Regions from separate parts of the Homo sapiens genome. Here regions 1, 2 and 4 are each linked to region 3. The links are chromatin loops, found by intact Hi-C in ENCODE. Cell type or tissue: mammary epithelial cell. All regions are shown on one strand. Each heading gives the region's core, and the rest is flanking DNA. Links, peaks and the distances in the headings are about the cores only. Region 1 overlaps CLEC16A (C-type lectin domain containing 16A). Region 2 has its middle 55 kb from the start of SOCS1. Region 3 holds the start of LOC105371081 (a long non-coding RNA gene). Region 4 overlaps CLEC16A (C-type lectin domain containing 16A).

Evidence for each region. Peaks named below come from ENCODE experiments on the same cell type or tissue, not always from the same donor. Only the 100,000 strongest peaks of a DNase experiment are listed, where the experiment ranks them.
Region 1: it touches region 3 in a loop (2.1-fold over the local background); 5 of 110 quality-filtered maps call a loop at or near these places.
Region 2: it touches region 3 in a loop (8-fold over the local background); 7 of 110 quality-filtered maps call a loop at or near these places.
Region 4: it touches region 3 in a loop (3-fold over the local background); 2 of 110 quality-filtered maps call a loop at or near these places.

Annotation. Positions count from the first base shown.
Region 1 is chr16:11,073,971-11,081,659 of GRCh38, reverse strand. The region is part of intron 19 of CLEC16A (C-type lectin domain containing 16A); the gene reads right to left. Among named protein-coding and RNA genes, the nearest start is that of CLEC16A, 130 kb to the right of the region's middle. In mammary epithelial cell, for the core only: no CTCF peak of the experiment used is centred there; a DNase peak (open chromatin) is centred at 3,419.
Region 2 is chr16:11,197,821-11,205,509 of GRCh38, reverse strand. No RefSeq gene overlaps it. Among named protein-coding and RNA genes, the nearest start is that of SOCS1, 55 kb to the left of the region's middle. RefSeq lists enhancers at 2,145-2,224, 2,258-3,054, 3,047-4,246, 6,014-6,514, 7,551-7,689. In mammary epithelial cell, for the core only: no CTCF peak of the experiment used is centred there; a DNase peak (open chromatin) is centred at 3,669; H3K27ac peaks cover 1,913 bases.
Region 3 is chr16:11,130,270-11,137,958 of GRCh38, reverse strand. All of the region lies in intron 22 of CLEC16A (C-type lectin domain containing 16A), which reads right to left. LOC105371081 (a long non-coding RNA gene) reads left to right here and starts at 2,909. Exons shown (of 2, transcript XR_001752081.2): 1 at 2,909-2,996. In mammary epithelial cell, for the core only: no CTCF peak of the experiment used is centred there; DNase peaks (open chromatin) are centred at 2,358 and 4,448; H3K27ac peaks cover 565 bases.
Region 4 is chr16:10,949,511-10,957,199 of GRCh38, reverse strand. All of the region lies in intron 1 of CLEC16A (C-type lectin domain containing 16A), which reads right to left. Among named protein-coding and RNA genes, the nearest start is that of CLEC16A, 8.8 kb to the right of the region's middle. RefSeq lists enhancers at 3,153-3,222, 7,487-7,636. In mammary epithelial cell, for the core only: a CTCF peak has its summit at 3,083 (motif pointing left); no DNase peak of the experiment used is centred there; H3K27ac peaks cover 160 bases.

The sequences.
Region 1 (7,689 bases), core at 883-5,882, 55 kb after region 3:
TTGGAACTGCTGTCCTGTAAGAAATGATAGGGCCCTATGGCTTGAGGAATCCAGGGAGTGGGTACCTTGTGACTAGGTGGGGAGGGGAGTGGAAGGGTCAGATGGCCATGGAGGAGGATTTTTGAGCCTTTTAGTGCAAAAAGGAAAGGAGAGCTTGGGGAGACGTGAGCCAGGGCTACCTGGAGGAGCCCTACCTGGAGGCGCCACAGCAACAAGGACATGGGTGAATGGAGAAGACGGGCAAGAAGGGCAGGATGTGGCTGGGTGCCCAGGACAGAGGAGGCAACCTGGGAACATCAGCGGGCTCAGACCAGGGGCACCCTAGAGATGGGAGTAGAGTGGAGAGGGGGCTGAGGGAAGAATTTTAACTTGTACCAACAAAGTGGGGCTCTTTTGTCCAGACAAAAGGACAAAAGGTTGCTGTTTCTGAGACCCAGGGGCCCACTGGGCATGCCTCCACCCTGCACCGGGGCTGCAAGGTCAGAGGGATCTGCCAAGGACAGGGCAGGAGGTGGGGCCCAGGCCATACAACTGAAGAGCATTTGAGGGGTAGCTGTCTCCTGCCTGCCTGTTCATCTGCTTAGTTCTCCAGGCTTCCTCAATTGCAGCGTGTCCCGCAGAGCCTCTGCCTACCCTTCCAGCCCCATCTGCTGCCAGTTTCTGCATCCCACCTGGGGTGGGCTGTAATAGCCCCCAAAGATGCCCACGACCTAATCCCTGGAACCTGTGAACATGCTACCTTACAAAAGGGATTTCATGGGTGTGACTGAATCAAAGAGCCTGAGCTGGGGGAGCTTATCTTGGATTACCTGGACAGGCCCAATCTAATCAGAAGGGGTTCTAAAAGTGAAAGAGTGAGGCAGACGAGGAGGTGAGAGTGATGCAGTGTGAGAAGGACTCATCCTGCCACTGCTGGCTTTGAGAATGGAGGGAGGGGCCATAAGCCAAAGCACAGGCGACCTTTAGAATCCAGAAAAGGCAAGAAAACAGATTCTCCCCAGAGATTTCGGGAAGGACCAACACCTAGACTTTAGCCCAGTGAGACCCGTGGCAGACTTCTAACCTCCAGAGCTGTAAGAGAATAACTGGGTGTTGTAGAAATGTGTAGCAGCAGCCATATGAAACGAATGGACCGCCCAATGTTCCAGACACGGGCTACTGACCTGGTAGCCAAACATACCTGTGTGTCTTCACTGCAGATGCCCCCTCTGCCTGGAAGGCCCTTCCCCAGGTTGTCTGCTGCTTCACACTGGCTCAGAACAACCCTTGGCTCAAAGGCTCGGACGCCCAGAAGCAATTCTTGTCCCTGTTTACCCACCCACCCCCAGCAAGGGCCCAACTACTCTGTATTCTTCTTGATCCTGCAGTTTCCAGCAGAGCACCTGCACCCACCTGCTGAAGTGCATCACTGTGCTAGATGCCTGAAGGGAGGAGGGCTCTGTCCTGTCCTTGTGTTTCTGGTGGCTAGCACAGTGCCTACCATTCAGCAAATGATGGATGGACGCGCACGGGAGTGGGTGAGGAAACACTCAGAGTCCCTGTCTACAGTCAAGTGTGCAATCTGCAGTCTGGATCTTGTGTTTCTGGTGGGAAACAGATGGGATCTATTATGGTTACTGTGCTATGATAGGAACAAGATGCCATGATAGGAAGGGAAGCCGCTGAAGCCAGGGGCCCTGGGAGACCTCAGGAAGTGGCAACAGGGGCTGCATCAATCTAGTCTGGAACCTTCTGCTAGACACTGCTTGGGACTCACATTTCCCAGAGTCTGCCAGCATGGCTCATCAGACTGGAGGCAGCAAAGGGAAGGGGGCCCAGCAGGGAACAGTGAAAGCTGTAGATGTTCATCAGTTTTGCTGCTCTGAAGAATGCAAACCATAGCTGGGAGAGAGTCGAGTTTTATGAGAAACCAGTTAAAGGCTAAAGGTTAACCGGAGTCATTTAAATGACATGCATATTTCCTGGCTTTGCACAGCTCTGGAAAACCCCAACTGCATTTAGAAAAATGCAAAGTGTATTATAAAATTCAAAGGCCAGGGTATAGGTAGTAAAAAAAAGATAAATGCAAAAAGATAATGTGGATGTGCCAAGTTGAAAAACCAGGAAGTTGCATGCGGCTTTTCTACATGAGAATTTGGAAGGAAAAGGAAAGAAAGTCTATCTCACCTTGAACCTTGTATAAAAAATGGTGGCATCCCAGTCAGTCCAAAGGCTGGAGGGAAGATGGGATGAGAACTTTTGGCTCTTAATTATTAGCAAATGACTAAAAAGTTGTGAGGACTGGGGGAGGCCAGCTCAGCCCCAACAACTTCTGAGCCTCCATGGTCTGGCTGGCTGACTCTGGCCTGGACAGTCTCTACTCCTAAGGCATTTTTATGACTGCCTGAAACAAAACAGGCCATTTCCAAGACTGGCACTGGTTCAGAACAACCACAAGAGATAGGGATGGCTGGAGTTTCAGTGCTGCAGGGAGTTTCAAGTTCTGCAAGGGAATCTCCTGCCTAGCCCATGCAAGTGATTATACACAAGGCCAAGCACAGAATGGGTTCAGCTACCTTCTGAGCACACATGTAGCTGTGTGTGGGGCTGCAGGGCTGCAGGGCTGGGGAGCATCCAGGAGGCCCAACCTATTACGCAGGCCCTTCCTCTCAAGACAGGTGCCCAAGGCTCGAGAGGGCAAGTGATTTGTCTTCAAGTCAGGTAGAGGCACACTGTATGCAAGCTTAACTTCCACAAACTCAACTACACGGATGCAGGAAAGTGGAGAGGAGAGGGAGAGAAGCGTAAACAGCTTAAATACCACAGGCCTCTCGGGCTGCCAGACCCATGAGGGAACCTTAGGGGCAGATGGGAATCTGCCTCCCTCATGGGCTTGGCTCTTCCTGCCTATCCCTTGAGCGCCCCTCAAAGTGCCCAGCATGATTCTCCCTGGTAAAGAAACCAGGATTTCATCTGACATGGCCAACCTCTTCCTCTAAAACCTGCTCAACGACGGGGTCTACTGCAGCCCTGCAGTTCAGACTGGCTGTGCCGGACCCACTCCTCATTGAGAAATGTCATTCACCCATGAGGGATCTGTGAGGGTGACTGGGACGGCAGGTGGTTTCCACCTGAGAAACTGACTTTGGAACTTAGAGAGATGTGACTGCTGTACCATGCTACCAAAGCCAGCCTTCCTGATGGCCTCTGGCTGATTAGCAGGTGGGCAAGGAGAGTTCCTAGAGGGAACTAGAATTCATGGAAAGCAGCAAAGCAGACACTGAGTGCTGAGTTCCAGAACATTCCTCACTCTGTCTAATCCCATGGTTCTCAACACTGGCTATGCAATGGAATCCTTTAGGGAGCATTTGAAAATATAGATGTCAGGGCCCCACCCCGGAGCCAGTGACTCAGAACCTTCTGGAGTGAGGTCTGGGTACAGATTGTTTTCAAAGTCCTGCTGGGCCAGAAACCACAGGGCCTTCGCACCACCCACCCTCACGCTTGGTCACAGCTCTGTCCTGGCCTGGCCTAGGAGCAAATCAGATGCCCCTAGAGCGGTTCCCCTGTGGCAAACACATTTTCACTTCTATTTTCAGGCAGGTCAAAGTAAAAATGAAAATTTATGCTTTTACATGTCCCAAGCTCAGTATTCTGTACATTTCTCTAAACACACACACACACACACACACACACACACACACACACACACACACGTTTTTTTTTGTAGAGATGGAGTTTCACCATGTTGGCCAGGCTAGTCATAACTCCTAGCCTCAAGTGATCCGCCTGCCTCAGCCTCCCAAAGTGCTGGGATTACCGGCATGAGCCACCGCGCCTAGCCATATTCTGTACATTTCTTAAAAGTTTAGAAGTATGAACAACATTTGACATTCATTTGAAAAATCTGTCCAGGCCGCCTGCAGCACCACGCATTGTGCTGGTCACCAGCAATACAGAGACCCCTCACACCCTCCACCAGAGTTCTTAAGTCTTAAATCAGGATTTTGCTCTTTTTGTTTTTGACAGGGTCTCACGTTGTCCCCTAGGCTGAAGTGCAGTGGCTCGATCACAGCTCACTACAGCCTCAATCTCCCCAGGTTTCAAGTGATCCTCCCGCCTCAACCTCCCAAGTAGCTGAAACTACAGGCACACGCCACTACGCCTGGCTAATGTTTTTTCTTTTCTTTCTTTTTTTTTTTTTTTTTTGAGACAGAGTCTCACTCTGTCACCCAGGCTGGAGTGCAGTGGCACAATCTTGGCTCACTGTAACCTCCACCTCCCTGGTTCAAGCAATTCCCCTGCCTCAGTCTCCGGTGTAACTGGGATTACAGGCGCATGCCACCACATCCGGCTAATTTTTTTGTATTTTTAGGAGAGACAGGGTTTCACCATGTCAATCAGATTGGTCTCCAACTCCTGACTTCAGGCAATCCGCTCGCCTCAGCCTCCCAAAGTGCTGGGATTACAGGAATGAGCCACCACGCCCGACCTTTTTAGTAGAGAAAAGGTCTCTCCATGTTGCCTCGGCTGGTCTTGAACTCCTAGGCTCAAGTGATCCTCCCGCCTCAGCCTCCCAAAGTCCTGGGATTACAGGCCTAAGCCACTGTGCCCGGCCCTGCTCTTTGTTTTTAAATAGATTCTAATGATCAGTCCTTGTGATTTCAGGTGCTTCCTAAGCCTCAACTTTAACGGGGATTTAGGATTCAAGGTCACAATACTTTTCAGCGTTTCTGCCTAATCTGAATAGAACCCATCTCCCTCCTACAAGAGGGTGGGAGGAAGTGCTGCTCCATTCTTCGATTCCTGATCTCCCCAGCAGGCCCTGGGGTGGGCTGGAGAGTGTGCATTGGCTGAGGGCAGGGTGGACCTGGTCAGTGGCTGGGCCAGACTCTGGGGCAATTGGCAGGCCAGCTTCCTGGGCTGGGAGAGGTGATGTATAGGAGAGATGGCCTTCTCCTGACTTACACCTTCCTTAAAGGTCGCGCTGTCTGTCACTGGTTCAGAGATTTGTTTTGGGTGTTCTGTGGTTGATCAGATATCAGGGCCAGAAGGCAACCCTCCCCTCCTGAGGCCTGAGCAATCACCGGATCCTGTGTCAAATCTGGTGGCTGGGTTCACTGGGGAAGGTGGGCGTGTGATGCAGGGGAACCCAGCAGCTTCAGGGTGAGGAGCTGTGTGTAGGCGGAGCCCCAGACAGCTCACAGAGTGGGCTGGAGCGAGGGATGTCTTGAAACTCAACGTTAATCCTCAACCCCACTCCCCCCATGAATTCCTGTTTTCTGTGGCGGCTCTTACTGCCCTCCCCTCCCCGTCAGCCAGATGTTGTCAAGGAGGCTGGCTTTGGCAGCCCTGTGGGGCAGAGTGGGGGTTTTGGGGCACCCTGAAGCCGGTGGCCCAAGGGGGAAATCTCTTGAGCTCCGTATGACTGGGCTAGCACAGTGAGGAGCAGATGGGGGGCACACATGGCACAGTGAGCTGACACCACAATGGGAAGCCAGGACCACTGAAGGGTCTGACGTCTATTTAAAAGGATTCTACTGGCTGTTGGTGTGGAAAGGGCAGAGGAGGAAGCTGACCCCCTAGTCCCAGTTTTCTAGAATCCCCACCAGCTGCAGGGGAGCTAAAGGCAGTGAGACGGAGCTGGGTTCTCTATCTATGTGATGCTTAAGCTGGCAGGATTTGCTAAGAGCTTGGTCACAGGGATGAGAAGAAACAAGGATATTCCAAGGTTTGGCTGAATAACTAGAGTGATCATTTCTTGACAGAGGAGTAGTGGGGTTTGGATGAGAAACCCAAAAACCAGCTTCTTTGCCAGCCCTCGTCAACTGGGCTCTATCAAGACGCCAGGCACAGTGCTAAACACTGATAGGCAGCGTCTCATCCTCCTGACATCTCATCCTCCCAAGCACCTCATCCTCCCCCTGGTCAAAAAACATGCCAAGGCCAGGCGCAGGGGCTCACACCTGTAATCCCAGCACTTTGGGAGGCTGAGGCAAGAGGACCGCTTGAGCCCAGGAGTTTGAGACCAGCCAGGGCAACATAGCAAGACTCCATCTCTATAAAACATTTAAAAATTAGCTGGACATGGTAGCACATGCCTGTGGTCCCAGCTACTCTAGAGGCTAAGGTGGGAGGAGCCCTTGAGCCCCCGGGGTTCAAGGTTGCAGAGAGCTATGATTATGCCACGCACTCCAGCCAAAGCAACAAAGTGACACCATGTCTCAAAACACACACACACACACACACACATACACACACACACACAGACACACACACACACACACACACACACACACACAGACATATCCAAGGTCACAGTGCTGGGCTGGGACTCAACCGCCAGCAGGACCCCTGCCCCTCCCTGGAAGCCCTCTGGTGCAGCTGCACCCAGAAGCTGTCCACATCCCAAGGGTTGATGTGCCTCGGAAGTTACTGCTTTTTGAGCAAATCTAAGCCACTAAGTCCCTTCCTTTGTGAGAAATCAAAACCATGGTCCCATTTCCAAATGTGTGGGAAGGACTGGTATTTTGAAAAAGTATTTCAACTGTAGAGTGCCTTCAGCAGAAACAATATAGATATTTTTTCTTGAGATAGGGTCTTGCTCGATTGCCCAGGCCGGAGTGCAGTGGTGCAATCATTACTCACTGCTAATTTTTAAAAAAATTTTTGTAGAGACAGGGTCTCACTATGCTGCCCAGGCTGGTCTCCAACTCCTGGGCTCAAGCAATCCTCCCACCTCAGCCTCCCAAAGTGCTGGGATTATAGGCATGATCCACTGTGCCTGGCTTAAAAACAATAATTTTAATAGGCAAAAAAAGCTCAAACAGTCTCCACTACTCAAATGCCTCATTTCTCTAATGCATAGAATTGAATCTAGAAATCCTGCTTTGTAAAGGAAAAAAGAATAATTTGTGTGTGTGTGTTTTTCAGAAGAACTGTCCTAGAGCCACTTCAATACATCAACAACAAAAGAGGGCACAGTCATTAGGTGACCTTGTGATCTCAGCAGAACATGTCTCTCTAATGTGGCTCAATTATGATTGTAAGTTTATAAAACAGGGAAAGATTACAGGAATATACATTAAACCACATCAATGAATGCCACTGAGGAAAAAAAAATAGGTCCAGCAGACAGGTACCAATCAAATAATCAATACACAGGAAACAGCTACATCACCCTCTCCTTTAAAAGAACCAAATAATACTGCAATTGGATTTACTTAAAAATTTTCCACTTGAACAAAACTGACAGCTCTATTACAATCCCATTTCCAGTCAGTTTATAGGATACAAATTTCATTTCTCCATATTTCTACTTCATTTCTGAAAAGTGGCCAGCAACATTATTCATCAAGTACACAGGGAAGAAGTTTAATTCATAGAGAGGGGAAACATTGTGAATTCCATGTTTTCCATTTCCTTAGAGAATTGGTGGTTTAACTGAAACTTGATTTTTTTCCCAATCTGTCAAGTTCAGGGTGCCTGCCTCAAAGTGGGGTAAGGAAAAAGAAAAAAGAAAAAAAAGAGAAGAAAAGAGGAAGCATTTTAGCCCTTAGAGAGGTTAAATAATTTGGGGTAGCTCAAACGTTGAAATCAAAACAATCTACATTTTTAGAAAATGCCAAGATGGGTTTAAGATACTTGGTATATGTCATTAGAGGGGGACAAAAGTCTGCAGTGGGAACCTGACTATTCAAATGTATGTTA
Region 2 (7,689 bases), core at 922-5,921, 68 kb before region 3:
GGTGACTGCGATACTAGCGCTCACGTCTGCCTTAGTCCCAGTGCTCCGGCCGCGTTGGGGCAGCTATTGAAAGAGAAGCCAGATTTCAACATTATATGAAGAGACAATGTGGTGGAAGTTTAGCCCTGTCCAAGATACCCTGTGGACACAGCCTGACCTGGGTTCGGATCTTGACTGTGCCACTTGCTGGCCGTATGACCCAGGGTGAGCTCCTCAGCTTCCCTGAAGCTCAGTTTCTGCATCTGTAGAATGGGAATGAATAGCGATGTCCATCCGTTAGGGCTATGGTAAGGAGTCGATGAGACACCACATGAAAGGGACCCGATAAAAGGGAAGGTGTGGATGACGGGGTCACGAGCCCACTGAGAGGATGTAAAGCTCAACCCTATAGCGGCTCCTGTGGCAGAGGCTGGGGTTATGGAAATAAGCCCCCGTGGCCGTGTTAAATCAACCCCCCAGAGAAGTCAGAGGCAGTGAGGAGGCAGGAAGCACTCAGTCCTAGACTAGGGATCCAGAAGACTAAGGAAGGCAAATGCCTGGCCAGTGACATCTGAGGAGGCTTCCTGGAGGAGGGGATGTCTGAGCTAGTGTCAAGGATGGACAGGTTTGGCCACCAACGTGAAAGGTCACATCCCAGGAAAGCAGCCAGCTGGGGCAAAGGCAGGGTGACCAATGTTTCTCTGCAGGCGTGGGAAGGACAAGCCACGTGGTTGAGGGATCACCCACTGCCTCCCCCACAGACCCCTGACTCCACCTCTCAGAGCCCTGAGCCTCCAGTCATGGGCACAGCCATTCTCTCTCTCACTCCAGGTCTTCAGACCCCTAGCAATGGGGATGCCCCCTTTCCTGGCATCACAGGAAAAAGTGGTGGCACATACCTGGTGGTATGGACCCTGTCCTTCTCCATGGGCCCCTGCTCTTCCTCCTCAGCATCATCGTTGCCAACATTGTAATTTGTAACTGTTTTCTGGTCATTTTTCTATGCAAATAATTTTTGAATGAACAAAATGGGGTTATGGTTTCCAAACTCTTACAACTTGCTTTTTCCTCTAAGGATACACATACCATGAGCATTTTCCCAGGGAAGCAATACTCCAAATCACCATTTTATTTTATTTATTTTATTTTGAGATGGAGTCTCATTCTGTCGCCCAGGCTGGAGTGCAGTGGTGGCTCACTGCAACCTCTGTCTCCCGGGTTCAAGCGATCCTCCTGCCTCAGCCTCCTCAGTAGCTGGGATTACAGGCATGTACCACCACGCCTGTTTTTTTTTTTTTTTGAGATGGGGTCTTGCTCTGTCGCCCAGGCTGGAGTGCAGTGGTGCAGTCTCAGCTCACTGCAAGCTCTACCTCCCGAGTTCACGCCATTCTCCTGCCTCAGCCTCCCCAGTAGCTGGGACCACAGGTGCCTGCCACCACGCTGGGCTAATTTTTTGTATTTTTAGTAGAGATGGGGTTTCACCGTGTTAGCCAGGATGGTCTCAATCTCCTGACCTTGTGGTCCGCCCACCTCAGCATCCCAAAGTTCTGGGATTACAGGCGTGAGCCACCGCGCCCGGCCTATGCCCGCCTAATTTTTGTGTGTTTAGCAGAGACAGGGTTTCACCATGTTGGCCATGCTGGTCTTGAAATCCTGACCTCAGATGATCTGCCTGCCTTAGCCTCCCAAAGTGCTGGGATTACAGGTGTGAGCCACCTCGCCTGGCCTCCAAATCACTATTTTAATGGCCCCATGGCATAGATGGACTGTCATGAATTTAACCAAGTCTGTAATCTCAGCAAACATTTCTTCAGGAGGGTAAGATGTGTGCAGCCAAGAGTACAAGGGTCCAGAGTCCTTCGGTTTGGTTTCTGACTCCACTTTTTTGTGTTTAAAGAGATGGGGGTCTCACTATGTTGCCCAGGCTGACCTCGAACTCCTGGGCTCAACTGATCCTCCTGCCTTGGCCTCTGGAGTAGGTGACTCTACTTCTTAGAGCTGTGTGACTCTGGACAAGTTACTCAACCTCTCTGTTTTTCCTTGGTTTCCTGAAAGATGAGAAACAGAGGAGCCCCTGCAGATGCCTAGTCATGAGACTCCCTTGAGCTCTTGGGTGTGTGGTGCTTAATGAAGCGCAGCGCCCTGGAGACAGACAGGAGGTGCCACGTGGATGGGGTAAGGGGTATTGTTGCTCTTTGTTGTTGCTATTTGGGCCAGGTATTGATTTTACAGTCTGGAGAGTGAAGGGCTCATGCCAAGTGGCATGAATGTTCAGAGTGACCACGACGGTTCAGTGAGACCTTGGTGCCTCTTCCCCTCCCTGGCCCCTTCCACGGAAAGCATCTGAGTCCCTTGCAGGGGGCAGGTCTCCAAATTCCCAGAAACATCTGGGGCTGGTTGGCCTCACAGGCCAATTACACCAGTGTCCCAGGAGTCTAGAAAGACGTTCTAGAAAGACACTCTCTGGGGAGAAAACCATACTGAAGTCTGCCCAAAATGCCACCATCACCCACCCCCTCCCTCTGGGTTCAGCACTGCCCTCTCCCTGGGTTCCCCTTTGCATGTTAAATTAATGCCCCAGAGAGGCTCTGCAGACGGCCCCAGTGACGGCCACCACTGGAGAGACTCCCTGGATGGATGGACAGATGGATGCAGCCCCAACTCCCCCACTCCCACGGGGCCCCAGCCAGAAGGCAAGAAAGCCCCTACCCAGCCTCTAACTGCTCAAAATCCCCAGCACCAAATTCCCCCAGCCTGGGGATCGCCAGGAGGGAGCCCTGCGTCCCCAGTGTTGGCCCCACCTCCCTTCCCCCAGGGGGCAGGTGCAGCCTAGCTCTGCTCTAGTGTCCCCTGGGCACTTCTGTTCCCAGACCAGGAGCCTCCCTCAGCCCCAAGCCTGGGCACCCCAAGGCTCTCCCAGGCTTGGGTGGCAGCATCCCTGGCTCTCCTTTGCAGGCTGCTCAGCCTCTCTGAGCCGTGATTTTCTGCAAAATAGGAATAATGGGACTATTAGATCGAATGACACATGAGATTGCCATTTTTGTGGGTCAAGATCAGACAGGCAATCAGCAATTTCTTATGGTTTCAGCAGACGGCTGCCTTCGGTAGGGAGCTGAGGACTAAATGAAGAAACAAACGAGCAGCCCTGGGCACAGAATTTGGCCCAACAAACTTTTCATTGTCATTCCTATTACTTATTGTGGTGGATGGGGCTATCCCTCTCCCACTTCAAGGATCAGCAAGCCCTGCCACTCGGACGAGGCTCCCTCTGAGGCCAGGAAGGGGCCAGGGGGCCCTTCCTGAGTCCTGCCCACAGCCCCTGACTCGCCAGGCTGGACACTCCTTGCTGAGTCTTTTAACTGTCATTTCCCCCAAAAAGCCCTTAATCACCCTCTGCCGGGCCAGGGGGAGGAACCGGGAGCTGCAGGAGCTGCAGGCTGGCCTGCAGGAAGATGACTCAGGGGAATCCTTCGATCCCCTTGGCACGATGTGGGGGAGTGATTAAGGGGGGCGTCACAGGTGTGCGCCATGTGTCCGTCACCTGGCCGCTGAACTTTTTCTGAGCTGGAGCTGCTGGAAGCTGACTCAGGGGGTGGGCCTCTCCTGCCCTCCTTCCCCTCCCCAGGGCCAGGTCCCCTCTCTGTGGTGCTGGGAGGCAGGCCCTGAGCATTTCATTCATTGATTCATTTCTTTCATTTGTCCATTCATTGTTATCAGATCGATCAGTGGCTCACTTGTGTGACTCATCTGTGGGTCCGGCCCTTCATTCATTAGTAATAAACTCCATGACCATTCGCCCAGCCTGTCCTCTGGGCCAGCTGCCTTGTCAAGTGGGTTTTCTCATTCAGTCCTCTCAGTGCCCTGGAGGAAGAGCTATTATTACCCCCATTACATGGAGAGGAAAACTGAGGCATGGGAAAACTCAGTAACGCCCTGTGGAGTCCGGATTCAAATCCAGACCTGCTGCTGTCTCTAGAAAAAAAAGTCACCGTCCCCCAAAGCTGTGCCTCCCCTTCTGTGTTCCTGTAGCCACGTGGCCAGGTAAAAGTTACCCAGGCCAGCCTCACCCCACGAGAGCAGGGACCTCAGCTCACCACCTGGGTCCAGCACAGGCTTCCTCCCCTTGACCCTGGGAGAGTCGAGTGTCTCTTTAGGCTAAGTAAGAGCCCCCAAACCTGAGTTCCATCCCCTGTGGAAAGCCAAGCCTTCCCCTGCAGATCTCTAATTTCCAAGGACTCACATCCTCACAGCCTCTCCAGCCCCAGTCTCCCAAATGTACGGAACTGGACCGGATTTCCTATAGTCCCACCTCTGCACATGGGCTCCCTCTGCTCCTCAATCCCGTGGACCCCAGCAGAAATGTCAGTTCTTCCCTGTATCCCTCAAAACAAAACTCATGCTCCCATGAGGCATTTGTGAGAAGCGGTGGTGACTGAGGATTTGGGGGTGTAAACGGGAAGGGGGTTTTGCAGCCACAGAGCTGCGATTTCATATTGACATCAGATCTATAAGCCACTCCAGCACAGACCACCCAGATGGACCTGCTGTGCCTGATGCTCTGTCTGTGGATTCTCCCGTGTGGTGGATTTTTCTGGTGGTTTCTAAGCTTTATTGTGAGCTCATCTTCAGCGGGGAGATTTGCTGCGTGTGCCTGTGCACGTTTGGGCTCCCACACCCCTCAGGACGAGACGTTTCCCAAAAGGGATGCGTTGAGTTTGAGTAATACTCCAGGGATTTCACCAGCTGGGGACCTGCATTCACACTGAATTCCCGGCATGAGATTCCAGCAACCCAGAGTAGAATCAACCCAGACCTCAGTCTCCCCTGCCCTGCCCCACCCCCACACTCCCAGGCTCAGACTTTCAATTTCTTAGACTTCCCGCTATCCAATCTCGGGCTGTTCCTAGGCTGGGCAGAGGGTGATGTACCTTCCCATGGGATGGGGGAAGCCCTTCAGGGTCCTGCCTTCATACTGGGGTTTCTGTTCCTGCTCCCACGAAAGTCATGACCAGGGATCAAGGCCAGTCTGAGTCCCTTTCCCCTTCCCCACCCCACCCTTCCACCTTGAGTTCCATTTTTATTAGTGACCCCTGAATTTGCTTTTCTTTGAGCTTTTTATTTTTCACTTTTTTTATTTTTGAGACAGAGTCTCGCTCTGTCACCCAGGTTGGAGTGCAGTGGCGTGATCTCGGCTCACTGCAATCTCCGCCTCCTAGGCTCAAAGGGATTCTTGTACTTCAGCCTCTCGAGTAGCTGGGATTACAGATGTGCACCACTGTGCCTGGCTAATTTTTTGTATTTTTAGTAGAGATGGGGTTTTGCCATGATGGCCAGGCTGGTTTTGAACTCCTGACCTCAGGTGATCCGCCTGCCTCAGCCTCCCAAAGTGCCGGGATTACAGGCGTGAGCCACTGTGCCTGGTCTCTTTTGAGCTTTTTAAAAACATTTGTGGCCGGGAGTGGTGGCTCACGCCTGTAATCCCGGCACTTTGGGAGGCCAAGGCAGGTGGATCATGAGGTCAGGAGTTCAAGACCAGCCTGGCCAAGATGGTGAAACCCTGTCTCTATTAAAAATACACACATTTGCCGGGTGTGGTGGCACGTACCTGTAATCCCAGCTACTCGGGAGGCTCAGGCAGAGAAATGCTTAAACCTGGGAGGCGGAGATTGTGGTGAAGCAAGATTGGTGACAAAGTGAGACTCCATCTCAAAAATAAAATAAAATAAAATAAATAAATAAATAAATAAATTGCAATTATTTATTTAATTTTTAGAGACAGGGTCTTGCTCTGTTGTCCAGGCTGGAGTACAGTGGCACAATCACAGCTCACTGCAGCCTCAACCTCCTGGGCTCAAGTGACCCTTCTGCTTCAGCCTCCTGAGTAGCTGGGACCACAGGTGCGTGCCACCATGCCTGGCTAATTTTTTTGTTTTTTTGGATAGAGATGGGGTCTCGTTATGTTGCCCAGGCTCTTCTTAAACTCCTGGAATTGAGCCATCCTCCCAACTTGGTCTCCCAAAGTGCTGGGATTACAGGCATGAGGCACCAGACCCAGTGGGGGCTTATCAATAGATATTTTAAAATCAGTTTCATTGATCCTGTATTAACTAGCTCCCTGGAAACCTCACCATGGCTTCCCACTGCCCTCAGGATCAAAACCTGGCTCCTTGGAGCCCTAGAGGCCCCACACATGACTTCATCATTTCACTTGCTTAATGCCAGGAAGGAAGCATTACTGTGTCCGAGGTGTGGATGAGGAAACTGAGGCATGGAGAAGGTGGTGATGTCGAGGAGGGGCAGAGGAGCCCTGTCTGATGCAGGGTGGCGCGGGGGGAAAGGAGACTCAGAATCCAGGCCTCCTGCTCAGTCCATCCCCCTGGGTGCCAGTCCCCAAGCTGTCTGCTGTAGCCGAGGGGGTTGGGACACACAGGAGCCACTGCCTGAGTCTGCCTAACCACTCCCTCCCTTCCCCAGAAGCAGACACGTGGTGAGACACACCCGGTCACTGGCACCTGTGAATGGCAAGTCAATACTGGGTGTGGCCCTTCCTTCTAGGAATAAGCTCCCTAGAGGTTCCCTTCACAGAAGTGGGCAGGGTCCTGCTCGTCACAGTCTGTCCCCCGGCCAGACAAAGGGCTCCATGCCTGGCCTCAGCACTCCCTAAGCCCACAGGGGACCCTGTCGTGGAGCTCCTCTGTATGCCCAGGCTGTGCAGGCATCCAGGTTTTGGCAGTGAGGATGGAGGGTCAGCGATTGAGAGCCTGAGCTGTGAGGTCAGGGGGACCTGAGTCCTAAGCATCTCTGGGATCTCGGGCAGTTTGCTTTCTCTCTCTGACCCTCGGTTTCACCATCTGTACAATTAAGCCAATGATAGCACCCACTTCATGGGGCACAGTGGGAGAGACAGAAACTGTAGGAAAAGCACTTGGTCCCTCTCCTCTCCTTTTTCCCCTCCCCTTCCCTCCCCTCCCCTTTCCTTTTTCCTTCCCTCCCTCCTTCGTTCCTTCCCTCCCTTCCCTTCCTCCCTTCCTCCCTTCCTCCCTTCCTTCTTTCCTTCCTTCCTTCTTTCCTTTTTTAAAAAAAGACAGGGTCGTGCTCTGTTGCCCAGGCTGGAGTGTAGCAGTGCGATCACAACTCACTGCAGCCTCTAACTCCTGGGCTTAAGCAATCCTCCCACCTCAGCCTGTTCAGTAGCTGAGAATACAGGCACACGCCACCCTGCCTGGCGAATTTTGGTACTTTTTGTGGAGATGGGGGTTTTGCCCAGGCTGGTCTCAAACTTCTGGACTCAAGCGATCTGCCTGCCTTGGCATATTCTTACGCTAACCTGCCTGGGTCTTGGGTTCTTTGTGAAATGGGGGAACAACAGAGCCTGCTCCTAGGGTCGGAGGGCAGAAGGAGCTGATGGGTGGGAAATGCATGGAGCAGGGCCCACTGGCGTGGGGCTGTGCAGGGCAGCTTGTTTCTCTTCTCTCCCGACGCCCATTCCTGCTGATGGCCGGGACCCTCCTCTTGTCACTTAAAGGTCTCTATGCTCTCGCATAGTCTCTTTCTGGGCTCACTCTTTTGATTCAGGACTCCTGTTTTTGTTTTCTTCCCACCCCATCCCTTTCCCTAGGGGTGGCGTCCTAATGGGAGAGGGGTCTTCTGAGCCTCTGGTTGGCTCTGGGGCTGTGCCTGGCCTTGGGTGTCCTGGAGTGGAATCTGTCT
Region 3 (7,689 bases), core at 1,757-6,756:
TCTGCCTGTCTCTGAGGCACCATTATTGCTGCATCTCTGCCTTTTGATTCAGTTGGTTTTTCCCATTCTTAGTGGGTCCTCACGAACTAACTCTCCTTCCCACCAACTGTGCACTCGGCAATACTGCTTATTTGCATTTCCCTTTTTTTTGAGAGGGAGTCTCGCTCTGTTACCCAGGCTGGAGTGCAGTGGTGCGACCTTGGTTCACTGCAACCTCCACCTGCCAGGTCCAAGCAATTCTCCTGCCTCAGCCTCCTGAGTAGCTGGGACTACAGGCACACACCACCACGCCCGGCTACTTTTTGTATTTTTAGTAGAGATGGGATTTCACCATGTTGGCATTTCACTTTTTTTTTTTTTTTTTTTTTTTTAGATGGAGTCTCGCTCTGTCACCCAGCTAGTCTGGAACTCCTGACCTCAGGTGATCCACTCGCCTCGGCCTCCCAAAGTGCTGGGATTAAAGGTGTGAGCCACCACGCCCAGCTGGCATTTCATTTTCTTGGATCCCAAAGGCACTCTAATTCTTGGGAAGTGGTTCCCAAACCTTGTTCCAGGGGATTGTCTTTGAGCTAGTCAGAGAGATTTTAAGGCAAAAATCAAATCAAGATGGACTTTTATCAACTTACATACAGAATTAAGGGCTAGGAATTTTTCGTTTCTCGGTTTTCTGCCATAAAGGGGCCTTCACACCTTGGCATCTCCTATCACTTGTCTGTTAATGAGAACTTGCGGTTGATAAAACAAATGATTCAGAAGCAAAGAAAAAAAACACCAACAGAAAAGGCTTAGGATGTTTCCTTGGGTGATTTTATGGACTTTTCCTTTAGATACAGACTTGAGACACAGATGCAAGTCATGCTCTCTGATGACTTCTGTACTCTTGGTTCACACGATGGAGTAGAATACAGCAAGAATATGTGGGGTTCCCAAAGCTCACCTGATTTCCAGGTGTTCTGCCTCTGAATATGCTTCAGAACGGAGGGCATGGCGGTTCACGGAGTGGAAACCAGGGAGCCCTGGCTGGCCACTTGTGAGCTGGTAACACTGGGCACTGAGGAATGACACTAGCTTCCCAGAGCTGTTGTGAGGCTCCGGGGGACTGCCTGGCTCAGATGGGCGCAGTGCCAATGATGGCAGTCAGCACCCCAGGGGACAGGATGTGTGCTGGGCTGGAGGCCCAATTTGTGCTCTTCTCCAGCCCTGGCTCAGCCTCTGAGAGCTGTGGGGCCTCAGGCAGATTACAGGATCTCTTCTGTGTGAGGAGGAAAATTCTGCCTGCTCTATTACACCCCGGTGTTTTACCAACGCCCAGGGAAAGTCTTTGTGAAAGAGCAACTCTGTGCCACTGCAGCATGTCTTTGTAATTGACAGCAGAAGGACTACTGCATTCGTAATTTTGTTCGTGCTAATTGATTAATGTGTAGAAAAGGAACCTATTTTCTGGGGTCCCAAGGCTCAGCCCTTAACTAACAACAACAACAACAACAACAACAACAAAATGGCAAGAGCAGTTAACCTTTGCTGCACGTTTTATATGGGTCAGGCATTGTTCTGGGCACTTAGGTGAATGAACTCATTTTATGTCACAAGAGCCTAATGAGGTGACACTTGTATCCCATTTTTTGTTTTTCGGTTGTGGTACACATAACAGAATCTACCATCTGAGCCATTAGTAAGAGTACAGTTCAGTTCTTAAGTCCACTCACATTGTCGAGCATCATCCCTGTTTCTTATATGAATAAACTGAGATCCAACAAGGTGAACCAAATGGGTCAAGGCCACCTAACAATTTTCCCGTGGAGGTGGAAGGCTGGGACTTGGGCCCATACTCTTTGGCTTGTGCTGGGTGCTTTCATTCTGCTGCTTCTCACCTGGGCAAATACTCTGCTGCTGGGAAAAGAAACCCCATTGTGAATGAACAGGAAAAACAATGAAAAAAAGGATGCTGGGATTGATCATGGACACCCTGGGGTGGGAAGATTTGGTAAGTTCGATCTTTTCTTGGTGTCTTCCAGTCTTTTCTGTTATGCACTAGATGTGCTTGACTAGGAGGCTGGAGGATGAGGCTGGAGAGCTCTATCCTACGTGTGGGGCCAGGCCCGTGCTGGTGAGCACACGGGGTGTGTGGCCAAGCCACCCGCTCTGCCACTGACACTGGCCTGTGCTGTGCTGCCGGCATGGCTGCCCTGCTGCGGGCCCACCCGAGCCTACAGAACATTCTAAGGCATGGCCCAGGTCAAATGGCAGATTGCATATGGGGTTTGTTCTCTCCCCCCACCTACTGCACGGGCTTCTCTATTAGCAACCAGGGAGTGTTCCCTGCCATCTGACACACTCTTATGACCAGAAGGCTCCCGGGCATACAGTCGCTTTGGCAGTATGAGTTAGGTAATGACCCCAAAGAGTGAAGCAACACTCAGTTCTTTGGAACTCTCTTCTTCCCCTCCCTCCACCTCCCAGAAAAGCATCTGGGCAAGATGGCTGGCCCTGCCTACTGTGTCCATATTTAGCGAGAGAGGGCTCCCCATGACAAGTGCTACTGTGTCTATTGGGAAAGTGTCTTTGGGGGGCATGTTGTGAGTGGGGAAACCTTGCAGGCCCGGATCCGGGAACGCGGTTCCTTCTCTGGCTGTGTGAGCCCAGCTCCAGATTCCCTGAGGCTCTCTCTCTCCACAGCTGCTCTGGAGCCCTGAAAAGAGGCTTGGCAAACAGGAGACCCCTTGGACTCAGCTCAGGGCTGATTTTTGAGTAGGATCTGTTCCCCACACCCCTGCCCCACCACTTGAAGGCTGATCTCTTAGAGGCAATTGCCAGAAAGCTTTGAAAGGGGCTCAAATCCTGCTGCTTTTGTTCAGGCAGGATTTTGAAGTCATCCTTCTGCTTTTTGTTCATGCACACCAGGGACAAACCTGTGCAGGAACGAGCCCTGCACCGCTAGCCTGGTTTGGAAGTGGTGGTCTCAGGACGGAGCATCTTTCTGGATTGCTGCTTTGCAGGTTTGTCCTTGAAACACTGGAAGTGGGTCTTGGGGCACGAGGATGTGGGCCTATGCCAGGGTGGATGACGGAAGAGGGGAGTAGGGAACATTCTGTCTAGACCAGGGGCATCCCTTGAGGCCCCTCTCTAAGGAGGGCCTATCCTACTGATCTCTGACATTCTGAGACAGGCAGAGCTGCCATGCGAAGTAGCTCAGTCATTGCAGGTTGAGCAATCCAAATCTGAAAATCCAAAATCCAAAACTTTTTGAGTGTCGACATGACACTCAAAGGAAACACACATCGGAGCATTTCAGATTTCGGATTTTTAGATTAGTGAAGCTAAACCAGTAAGTAAGTATAATGCAAATATTCCAAAATTCCCCCAAATCCAAAATTCAAAACACTCATGGTCCCAAGCATCTTGGATAAGGAATATTCAACCTGCACCAATGCCAGCCTTGAAGCAAATGGGATTTAGAGGCAGGAAGGGGAGGTACAGATCTCAGCCTATCTCATGTGAGCTCTGCAGTCTTGCTTTGAGCCTCAGTTTCCTATCTGTGAGGCAGAGCAAGTGATACCAGCTTCCAGGGTGGTCGGGAGGATAGAATTTGTGCATATAAAGTGCCCAACATGGTTAATTCTTCCAAATTATAGCTCACACTTCCAGAAATAGATACAAATTTTTCTGTCTAAAATATGCTTAGAGTTGGAGCCGACAACGTAGTTTTGCCTGGTACCAGTGAGGCCTTAGGTGGCTGCTGTTAGGCCCTTCTTTCAAAAAAAAAAAAAAAAAAAAAATCAGAAAAGGGGAATTCACATTAGCTATGAATTAAAAGTTGGTTCAGCATGGTGGTGGGACTCAGGGTCTGACGCTGGAGGGAGGGTATCTGGTGTGACCTTGGGTAGGCCACTTTCTGACCTGCTGAAAGGGAAAATGGTAACATCTTCCTTCTGAGGGCTATTGGGAAGCTCGAACAAGAATAATGCATAAAGTGCTTAGCAGCTCAATAAATTTTGCTTTATAAAAGGCCTGAGGGTAGGAATCAAATTTCCATAACTCACGGACCCGCCTCACTAACCTGCTGGCCCAAGTCTCTAAGCAGTGAGCTGAAGGCTGGGAAAGGGTTAAGACCGGGCTGGAGAAGCTGGAGGAAGCCCCAGGTCCTTCTTCCTGTGTGACTCCAGAAAGGGTATTTTTTGCCTTGGGGAGCTACAAGGAGAGAACTGGCTCCAGTTTTATAATCAGAAACAAGAAAAATAAGAGGACTAAAAAATTAGTTCCTGGAAAATGCCACCATGAGATGACATTAGCACCTAGGACGTTATTCTCAGGGGAGGTCTGAACTGATGTCTATGAATGAAACATCAATTTTCTTTTTGCCTTTTTGGATGGCGGTCAGAGGCTTTGCGGTCAGCTCAGCTGGCTCATAGCACACTGTCATTTCTGCATTCTTCCTAAGTTACTCAGCTGCCAAGGGCTGCCTCTGGAACCGGCGAGGCTTTTCCACGGAACTATTAAGTGCTCTGGGTCACGTGACTGACCCTGCCGGTTTAGGTGCCTTTGATAAAGATAACACCGGTGAAAAGCAAGGCATGGCCCAGATACTCAGGAGAGTCAAAAAAAAAATTTTTTTTTTTTTTTGAGACAGAGTCTCACTCTGTCACCCAGGCTAGAGTGCAATGGCAAGATCTCAGCTCACTGCAACCTCCACCTCCCGGGTTCAAGTGATTCTCCTGCCTCAGCCTCCCGAGTAGCTGGGACTACAGGTGCCCGCCACCACACTGGGATAATTTTTGTACTTTTAGTAGAGACGAGGTTTCGCCATGTCGGCCAGGCTGGTCTCGAACTCCTGACCTCAGGTGATACAGGGGAGTTAAATATCTACCACAAGACAGCTGGAGCCCCAAACCCAGTAGGAAGCTGGGACAGGAAGTGAATAAAGTCCAGCTTAGCCCTTAAGGGATGAAGTCCAACTTGCCAGCTCACACCCAAACCACCACCAACTGGCACAGGGTACCAGACCTGAATAAGACAGAAATACCCTGGCCTTAGGGGTTTACAGTCTGTTGGGAAAACAAGACTGAACAATTCCTCCAGCCCCATCCTCTGTCCCCCAGCCTCCCATCCACCAATGCATCCATCCGCCCACACATCGGTATTCACTGAGCAACTACTTCATAGGCATCCATGAGCACTGTCAAGGACAAGACAAACGAGGTTCCCCACAACCCTGTACCCACCCCCTGGCCAAGTGCCTTCCATTCTAGTGCAGGATAGTGTCAGAGAACAAGGAATACAAGAGGCAATTTCAGCTAAAGCTAAGGACTATGAAGACCATGGGAAAACGGTCTGGCAATTCCTCAGAAAGTTAGATTGTCACATGACCTACTTTTTACTCCTAGGTATATACCAGAAATAACTGAAAACAAAACAGGCGTTCAAACAAAAGCTTGTGCACGAATGTTCGCAGCAACCCATTCAACAATAGCCAAAAGGCAGACACAGCCCAAATGTGCATTGATGGATGAAGGTGGAAGCAAAACAACGTCTATCCATATAATGCATATTATTCAGCTAAAAGAAGGATAGATGCACCTTGAAAACATGATGCAAACTGAAAGAAGCCAGGCATGAAAGGCCATGGATTGTATGATTGATATGAAATACCCAGACTACGTAAATCTATAGAGACAGAAAGCAGATTAGTGGATGCCAGGGGCTGGATGGGGGCGGGGGCGGGGGGGGTGGGTGGGCGATGACTACTTAATGGCTATGGGGTTTTCTTTTGAGGGGATGGAAATGTTTTGGAACTAGAGGAGAGGATGATGGCACAATCTTGGGAAGGTTCTAAATGCCACTGAATTGTTCACTTTCAAGTGGTTAGTTTTATGTTGTGTTAAATTTCACCTCAATTAAAAACAAGCTGCCGTGCAGAGAACTAGGGTGACCTGGGCACTCAGGGAAGGCCCCTTTTTGAGGTATCGGAGCAGAGCCCTGAGTGCTGAGAAGGAACCAGCCATGCAGAGGGCTCCAGGCGGAGGGAAGCACGAAAACAGAGGCCCTGAAATGGGACGCACTTGGCCCTGGTGAGGCACAGCCAGCCAGCCAGTGCGGCTGAAGGGCTGGATTGTGTCATCTGCAGAGAGCCGAGGGGAGAGAGGGCTGGGAGCTGATCCCAGAAGAGGGCAGGGGCCAGACTGCATGGGACCATGGGCCACAGAGAGGGGCTGGTGACAGGAGGGGCTGGTGGGTTTTAAGGAGAGAGCAGCAGAAGAGGCAGAGAAGTCCCTGTCCCGGAGTTAACAGGCTGGTGGGGAGCGGTTGATGGTAAACCAGGTGGGAACAGGTCACTTTTTTGTCATGTCACTAAGCCCTCATCTGCAAGGGCCAGGAGATGTCAACCTGCCTGGCTGCTCCTCTGAGCTGTGTGCTCTGCCAGCCCTTCCCACACCCACCAACCCACCAGGGTAACACCTGTAAGCAGCTCTGGTTCCCTGCGGCCTCCTGAAGCAGCCTCTGGGCCAGTAGGAGCCCAGAGTGAGGAGCAAGGCTGTTCTGGGAGGCCGTAGCCCCTGACACCCCTGGGTCATTTCTGGGGAACAGCTTCTGCTCTGGGGTCTGCTGGTCCACTTGGAGTTTATGGAAAGGGTGGCCTTGCAGGCGAGTTTTGGACACCCTGCCCATCATGACAGATTCTATCTCTAGAAGCAGCTGTTGCCATGGGCCAGGTCCATGAGGCACTAACCACAGCAACATGGCACTCAAAGCCACAGAGTGCTCAGGCTAGAGTCTAGGCCTGGCCATGCCTGCCCACCCCCACATACTGGCCGCCACTGACCCCCCTCCTTGGCCAGGCGCACGCACAATCCCTCGTGAAGCTGAACATTCTGTGAGGGTGAGAGCCATCAACATAAAACCAGCCAATAAATAGAACTTGTGATTTTTTTTTTCTGAGCCAAATGGAAGAAGAAAAATACACCAAAGTGGCTAGTCACCTATTAGCCCTGATTTATACACTACTTTAATATCTCATCCAAGGAAATGAAAGGCATATTTTCATCAAATACAATCGTTTATAGCTTCTAAAGGGGAGACAAACTGCTCTATGACAATTACCTGGGCCCGCAGATAAAATCGGAAGATGTGTCCTAATAAAACACCCTTGTCTGGCAGCCACCCCGAGGCAGCAGCCAGAGTTGTTTTCTTCCTTGTGAATTATTATCTAGGCAGAAGCAAGGACTCCATGCGCTGTGCGGCCTATGGGGAGGGGCACCATTGTGGAGGGTGGGAAGTGGTCACGCCCCAGCACCCACGGGCCCTTGATGGCAATGGTGACATGTCACAGTATCAGAGGCCAACCTGGGCCAGGTTTCTGATGACCGAATCTCCCTCCACTGCCCGGCTCCCCGTGTCACTACTCTGTGGCTTCTGTAAAACTCTGAGTAGGAGGAGGGTGGTGAAATTCAGTTGATATGCAACCAACCTAAATCTGTCACCTGGGTACATGGTCCTTGGACACACATCTTGCTCGCTTGGTGACAGAAATTTAGCCGAGGGATGCTGCTTAAGGTCTTCTCGGTTCTCAGTTCCTTTGTGTTCCCTTGTCAAAGTTCCATGGACTAAACCACCAAGTATCTAGGGCCCCAGAGGGACTTTCCTTGTCTTCCCGTGTTCAGAGAAGGGAGAAGGCCTTTGATGGGCTCTGTTCCA
Region 4 (7,689 bases), core at 1,172-6,171, 180 kb after region 3:
CCATCAGAACTTATGGCTCAAATGATCTGGGTGGTTTGCAGCCCAAGGGCAATGGTCTTATTTGCTGAGAACAGATTGTTAAATTCACTGAGTTAAATGGGCTGGCTGGGAGCGGTGGCTCATGCCTGTAATCCCAGCACTTTGGGAGGCCAAGGTGGGTGGATCACCTGAGGTCAGGAGCTCAAGACCAGCCTGGTCAACATGGCGAAACCCTGTCTCTACTAAAAATACAAACATTAGCTGGGTGTGGTGGCGAAGTCTGTAATCCCAGCTACTCTGGAAGCTGAGGCAGGGAGAATTGCTTGAACCTGGGAGGTGGAGGTTGCAGTGAGCCGAGATCACACCATTGCACTCCAGCCTGGGTGACAGAGCGAGAGTCTAAATAAATAAATAAATAAATAAATAAGGGCTGCAGAGGCTATGGTGCTGTACTTCATCTACCCAAACAGGCCTGAATGCCAGGTGCTGGAGCTGAGACAGGTAGACACCTTCCAGTCCTCAAGGCCTCTTTGCTGGTGGGGGAGACCAAAAGAATCACCGAGGCCAGTCCTGAGCAGCGCGGGGACCAGAAGCCTAGCTGGATGCCCTGGGAGTGCCACCGGGCACGGCTTTTAAGATGGCTTCTCCAGGGCCCACAGCCCCAGGTAACTTCACCTGTCAAGGGAGCTCAGGCTTGAGAAGGAAAAGCAGACACCAAGAGGAAGTGACTCAGGAAAAGGGCCCTCCTCTCCTGATTTCTTTTATGGCTAACTTCAGTTTTCAGGGCTGGGGGTCTGGTGAGAGCAAGGAAGGAAACGTCTAGATAGGATTGTCCCATCTACAATCTCTAAAAACGGGTAAGACATAAAGAGGAAGCAGCCTGAAGATGAAACAATAAAGAACAATCTGCTATTTAAAGGGGCTAGGGTTTATTTACGAATACTGTTTGTTATGCTTTAAAGACCTAGTATAATCAAGCATTTAATTAATTTATTAGAAATTGCATGTAATTTTTAATATGCAGTAATTAGAAGAGCCCTCAAAAAACACAAATCCTCAACCACTTGTACCCAAATCTACCAAAAGGCTGCGGGAGGGGGCATGGGCCCAGTTTCCCTCTATAATTAGGTAACTCAAACAGCACTTGAACCACCCTGGGATGAATCATTGGAGGACCCACTCCCAAATCTACATCTTCATCTTGCCTCAAGTGCATCTTCCCCAAGAGTTTCAAACGGCAGAGTTTTCCAAACTGCAGTTCCCAGGCATCCTGCATCAGAATCACCTTTGTAAGTTGTCCCAGACCCATTGAATTGGACTTTTGGTGCAGGGCCCCAATCCCACTGAAGTCTGACAGTCACCGCACCACTCCAGCTGTGGCCATCAGTGACACTCTCCACGCAGGCCCCCATGTGCCTGACACCCTGCCAGTGACAAGACATCGTTGGCAATATGGGAGAAGGGCAGATTCTCCCTCCTCTCTTCTGTGTACATCTATTAGCATCACACATCATACTCCTGGTCAATGGGAGACGGTGGCTTAGGTGGGTGGGTCTGCTCTGAAGATCCCCAACAAGAAGAAGAAATTTTAAATTCTTTAGGACCACATGACTTCAATTGATGGGGCTTTCTGCTTAGAATGCCCTTGCTGTCCTTGTCATCCAGCAAACTTTTACATTTCAAAACCCAGCTCGGGCATCTCTTGGTAAAGCGTTCCCCATGCCCCCCTCCCAGGTGGATTTAATTGTTCCCTCCTCACTGGCACCTCTGTACCCACACATATTTGCTACTGCACAGCCCACCCTCATTTGCAAAGATCTGCCTCCCATACTAGACCTGAGCTCCTCAAGGTCAGCACCATCACCTTATTGATCTTGCTGACCCCAATACACTCCAAATGTCTGATACACAGCAGGTGTTCAATAAATGCTGAATGGGGCAGGGGATGGTCTTTGTAAACATAACTTAGATCAAAGCATACACGACTGAACATAGCCAGGGATCCAAACGCCAGACACGGCAAGTGACAGCACAGAGCTCTGGTGAAGAGGTCAGGCTTCGGAGTCTGGCAGACAGACTTGGGCTTGACCTTTGGCCCTGCCACCTCCTAACTGTGGCCTTGGACAAGGCGCTTCACCTCTCTGCAGCTCAGATTCTACACAGTGGTGGGAACAGTCAAGGCTTCCTCACTGGGTTGTTCCAGAGAGGCAACGTGACCATGCACAGAAAGAGCCAAGCACAGCGCCTGGCACAGAGCAAGGGCTCAACAGAAGCAGGCTTGGCTGCCATGGTGATTAGATTATGGTCATTGTGGTGGGGGCCGTTATTCACATTATTACTACATTATCTAAGGAATATTCCAGGAAGGTAGAAAAGAGATCAGGCTAGATTCAAACAGGGAAAGAGGGCTTCAGGGCAGGAGTCGTGATGGGAAGGTTCAGCGAAACCAGAGCAGGAAGTAGAGAAAGTCTGGTATTTCCTGAGAGGCACTAGAGTATATGGTTAATTACAAACACTGGTATAATTAGAACATAGGGTTAATCACAGACACTGGAATGCCTGGGTCTGAGCACACCTCCATCACTTATTAGCTGGGTGATCCTGAGCAGGTTACTTTCCCTCTGTGCACCTCAGTTGTCTCACCAGTAAAATGTAAACAGCAATGGTACCTGAATACTTTAGTATCTACCTATTTTGGTGGTGTTGGGAGATAACAGATAACTAACTTGGCAGTTACTATGTATGATACAAGTGCTAGCTATTGTTATTGTTGCCCTTATTAAATAATTTCTGGGGGAAAAAGACCTAGTAACTACCAGAAGGCCCTTATAGGCAGAGAGGGCAGGGCGGTAAGTCCTGAAAAAAAGATTCTAGGAGCCCCCACGTGCCTGGTTCTCTGCGAGGGCTTCATGTGACCTACAGACTCACAGTAACCTGAAGATGTGCACACTGTTGCCACTGCACAGGACAAGACAGCAAGTGAGGTTTGGCGACGTTCAGTAGCTCGCCCACAGACCTGTGGCCAGGAAGAAAGGTCTGAGAACTCCATTTGTTTCTTGGCCTCTCAATACTTGGTGTTCTTTGCCCTGGTCGGTGGCGCCATCTGCTGGGTATGCAGTGATATTGCGTGGGGGCTTTCTTCCAGTAGTGAAACCGGGTGCCTGTTCATATATGTTTATGGACTGTTTGAATATCTTCTTTTGTGAGGTGCCTGTGCAAGTCTTTTGCCCATTTTTTTTTTTTTGAGACGGAGTCTTGCTCTGTCGCCCAGGCTGGAGTGCAGTGGTGCGATCTCCACTCACTGCAAGCTCTGCCTCCTGGGTTCACGCCATTTCCCTGCCTCAGCCTTCCGAATAGCTGGGACTACAGGCGCCCGCCAGCACGCTCGGCTAATTGTTTTGTATTTTTAGTAGACATGGGGTTTCACTGTATTAGCCAGGATGGTCTCGATCTCCTGACCTCGTGATCCACGTACCTCAGCCTCCCAAAGTGTTTGGATTACAGGCGTGAGCCACCGCGCCTAGCCTGCCCATTTTTAAAATTAGGCTGTGTGGCTTTTTCTTGCTTTTCTTTATATACTCTGACCACAAACCCTTTACTGGAGATAAATATTGCAAATACTTTCTCTGATGGTGGCTTACCTTTTCGTTCCCTTTATACTGGGTCTTTAGATGAGTAGAGGTTCTTAATTTTAATGTAGTTCAATTTATTAATCTTTCCCTTGGATGGTGTTTCTTGTATCAAGCTTAAGAGGTTCTTACCTACCCCAAGGTTATAAGGAAATGCTTTTTACTTCTAACAAAGTTACTGTTTTACTCTTCGCATTCTGACTTTGAGTACATCTGGAACTGATTTCTGTGTAGGATATGAGGTACTGGCCAAAATTAAGTTTTTCTATATGGAAATCTACTTGACCCAGCACCATTTACAGAAAAGGCCCTCACTTCTCTACTGCACTCCAGCGCCACCATTGTCATTAATCAGGTGACTACCCATGTGGGTCTCATTCTGGATACTCCAGTTTCATTGATCTATTTGTCTATCCTTGTATCAAGACCATACTGTCTGATTACTGCAGTTTTACAGTAAATCTTGCCATATAGTAATTAAGTCTTCCAACTTCTTTCCTTCTGTTTTTCAATATTGCCTATTCTTGGCCCTTTTAATCTCCATATACATTCAAAAATCACCTTCTTCATTTCCACAAAAATACGTGCTAAAATTTTCTTAGACTTGCCCTACATCTATGGCTAAATTTGGAGAGAACTGACATATTTACAATAGTGTAACATTCTGATATTTACAGCATTTGTTTCCATGCTCACTTGACAGGAATCTTGCAGATCTATTGTTAGAGTTGCTGCTAGGTAGTCGACATTTTTTTATGCTATTGTAAATGATATTGTTTCAAATATTCATTTTCTAAATGTCTTTTGCTGGTATACAGAAATACTCAGTAGACTGCAAGCTCCAAAGCTCAATGAGGGTTACACCTTCACCTTGCTCGTCTTTCTGTCCCACAATGCCCTGGCACACCGTTTTACACAGTGTTTTAGGAAGAGATGCTCAATATACATTTGCTTGAATGTAATGGGGGGAAAGGCTGAATGGATTAAGATTTAATGTTTTAATGGTGTATCTAATTCCAGGGCTTTGGAAGATTAGGTAATTCAACCACCTCAGAGATATAAACATTTTAATAACTTTTTGTTGTTGTTGTCATTTTCTGAGATGGAGTCTTGCTCTGTCATCAGGCTGGAGTGCAGTGGCGTGATCTTGGCTCACTGCGGCCTCCGCCTCTTAGGTTCAGGCGATTCTCCTACCTCAGATTCCCAGGTAGCTGAGTTTATAGGCGCAGGCCACCATGCCCAGCTAATTTTTGTACTTTTAGTAGAGATGGGGTTTAGCCATGTTGGCCAGGCTGGTCTTGAACTCCAGACCTCAACTGATCTGCCTGCCTCGGCTTCCCAAAGTGCTGGGATTACAGGTGTGAGCCAACTCACCCGGCCCATTTTAATAAAACCTTCTGATTATAAATGTAACATTCACTTTAGAGAAGTAGGAAACTTTGACAACAATGAAAGAGAAACGGCAACCGTGGTGCCTAGAGATGACTGCTGCTGGAGTTGCAATCTATTTCCTCGGGTCTTTTTCTTTGCTATGGATATTTACATAGTTGAGGTCATGTTGCATTATCCATTTCAGTGCCAATCTTATTTCCCACCTCAGCTAAAACAAAAGCACTTTTTTTGGTTATTGACAACTGTTTGCAAATATCTGTAATGGCTACACAGTATGACACTGAAAGGACAAGCACAGTAGCAACTCTTTTGAAGGGCATTAAGATTCCTAATTGTGTGAGTGATAACAATGTTGCTATGACCATCTTTGTATGGAAAGCTGTGTCTTTATCTCAGAAAAGTTTCAAAGGACAGAATAATTACCTTGCTACTTAACGGCAGCAAATTAAAATGTTTCTCTTACAATGATAACCACTGTTAGAATGACAACGTGTTTTCTCAAACTATGTATGTACCTCAGTAAAACAGATGAAGCTTCCTATTACTGCCAGTCTCTGTCTGAGTGCTTCGTTTAATCCCAGAAACAATCGACCCTTTGGGGATGATGCTCTGGGAGCTGAGGCATCTGCCCAGGGCCCTGGTGCAGCACAGGAGGTGCCTAGGTTACAACCAGGCAGACTGAACTCCAGACCCCATGATTACAACCCTTCTAGGACTACAGAAATGCAAACAATGAAGTAAGCAACAATTTTATTGGCCAAGAATTTACATGAGGTTATGAATGCCTAACACACAAAAAATAAATTAAAAAAACACCAAATAGATAAACCAAAAAGGCATGAAAATACTATCAGATCTTATGGAAAGTCCTTATAAAAGGCTCTAACTCCCATTTGTCTGGAAAAGAGCCAGTATTCTCATATCCCCAGCAGGAGCTCTGCAGATGCAGTCTCAATATCCGAGCTTTGCCTGTTAGCTAACTCTCCACCGACAGATGAGCTTCAGAGTTTGAAATGCCTGGAGAAGAGAAACTGTAACCAACACACTCGAGGTGCATCACCAAGGATGACAGACGTAAACAAATCTGGCCTCAATAGCCTCTGCTTTCTCAAGAGTCACTAATTTCACAGGTTAAACCACTACAGTTAATAATGCCCCATATCCTTCAAAAATTAGCAATTCAGTCCATTTCAGAGACAGGAATACTAGGTCCAAGTTCATTTCAGTGACAGCATTTTCTGCACGTGCTATGCCTTGCACCATAATGAGCTTATTAGGATGCTCCTCCTTCAAGATTTTGAAATGTACATTTGCAAGGTGGGGCATGAGAAAGGATAAGCAGAATGATAGGAGGTCTGGGGGTTAGAAATTTACCCCCCAATGTCCACACAGCTCCAAATAACAATGTCTCAGGTGTGGTAGAGGGATGGGAGACACAGAGCCTGTATCTGTCTGGCCTGTTCAGCACTCGGGCAGAGGCCCTGCAGACGTTCCCCAGTGTGTCCCACTCTGTGCCCTGAAAACCACCATCTGGTCAGTGTTCAGCCTTCTGGCCAGCAGGACAAGGAGAAGCTTCACGGAGGGTGGAATCAGGCTAGAGGATTAGAGAAGGTGTTCACAGGCTGTGCTTCCCCTGGTGAATCATCCCCCAAAGATGTCAAACAGGGCCGGCAAGTGAGGCTGGGCCGGGGATGTGTAGGGTATAGGCAGGGCTATACCCTAGCTTTCTTTAGGGCTTTAGCCCTAGAGAAAGTCATGGCTGTGGCACAGGTGCTGTGACTAAACTGGGGAGAACAAGCAGTTGTTGGGAAAAGACTGGCCTTTTCTGAAAACAGAGGTCTGCCTCTCGTTCATCCTGTGACAAATATTTGTTGATTGCTTACTATCTGCCACGTCCTGTGCTGGCATACCAGTACCCAGCTGAACAAGCCATACAGGCTTTCATGATTCTTATGTTCAAATTGGGAGAAAACAACAAAAAAGATATGTAACAAAGGAAGACAATGTCTGATAGCCAAAGGACAGGAACCCCGGCCAGCTTCCTGAGGGTCTAACTCAAGGCCGAGATGAAACTTTAAGAACGCACAGGAGCTAACAGCCGACCCACTCTTTGGCGATGAGAAGTATATAATAATGTGTTAACTGTGTGGGACAGTGTGAACAGGCACAGAAGAAGTTAGAGAAGACAGCAAAACTCTTGTTGGCTGAAGTCACCAGGGCAATTTTTAGGGAAGAACTGGCATTTTCGGGATAGAGCTAGGGATTTGGATGGGCAGGAGGAAAAGAGCAGGGGACCTCAAGTGGGCAGGCGAGGTATGTGTGTGAGTGGACCACCAACAGGAGATACACCTGGATGACAGCAGCTGCTACCGTAACTCACCAGGGGACGGCAGCAGAGCCCCTGCTCCCCGCCCCACCAACACATGTGGAGGCCCACCTCCAGTCTGCCCCTCATCCAATCCATTCTGCCAGCTTCAGCCAGACCACAGCCTTTCTGTAGTTAAAAAACCTTCAGTGGCTCCCTACTGTTCTCACTCATAGTCTGAATTCCTTAAAGTGATTTACAGGGCCCCAGGGGACCTGGCCTCTGGAGACTGCCAAGCATGGCTCTGAGCTTGGGTCCTCACTTCCTCTTCACCCAGTGAACACTCCCCTGCTGAACCACGTGAGTTCTGCCAATGTGCACTGC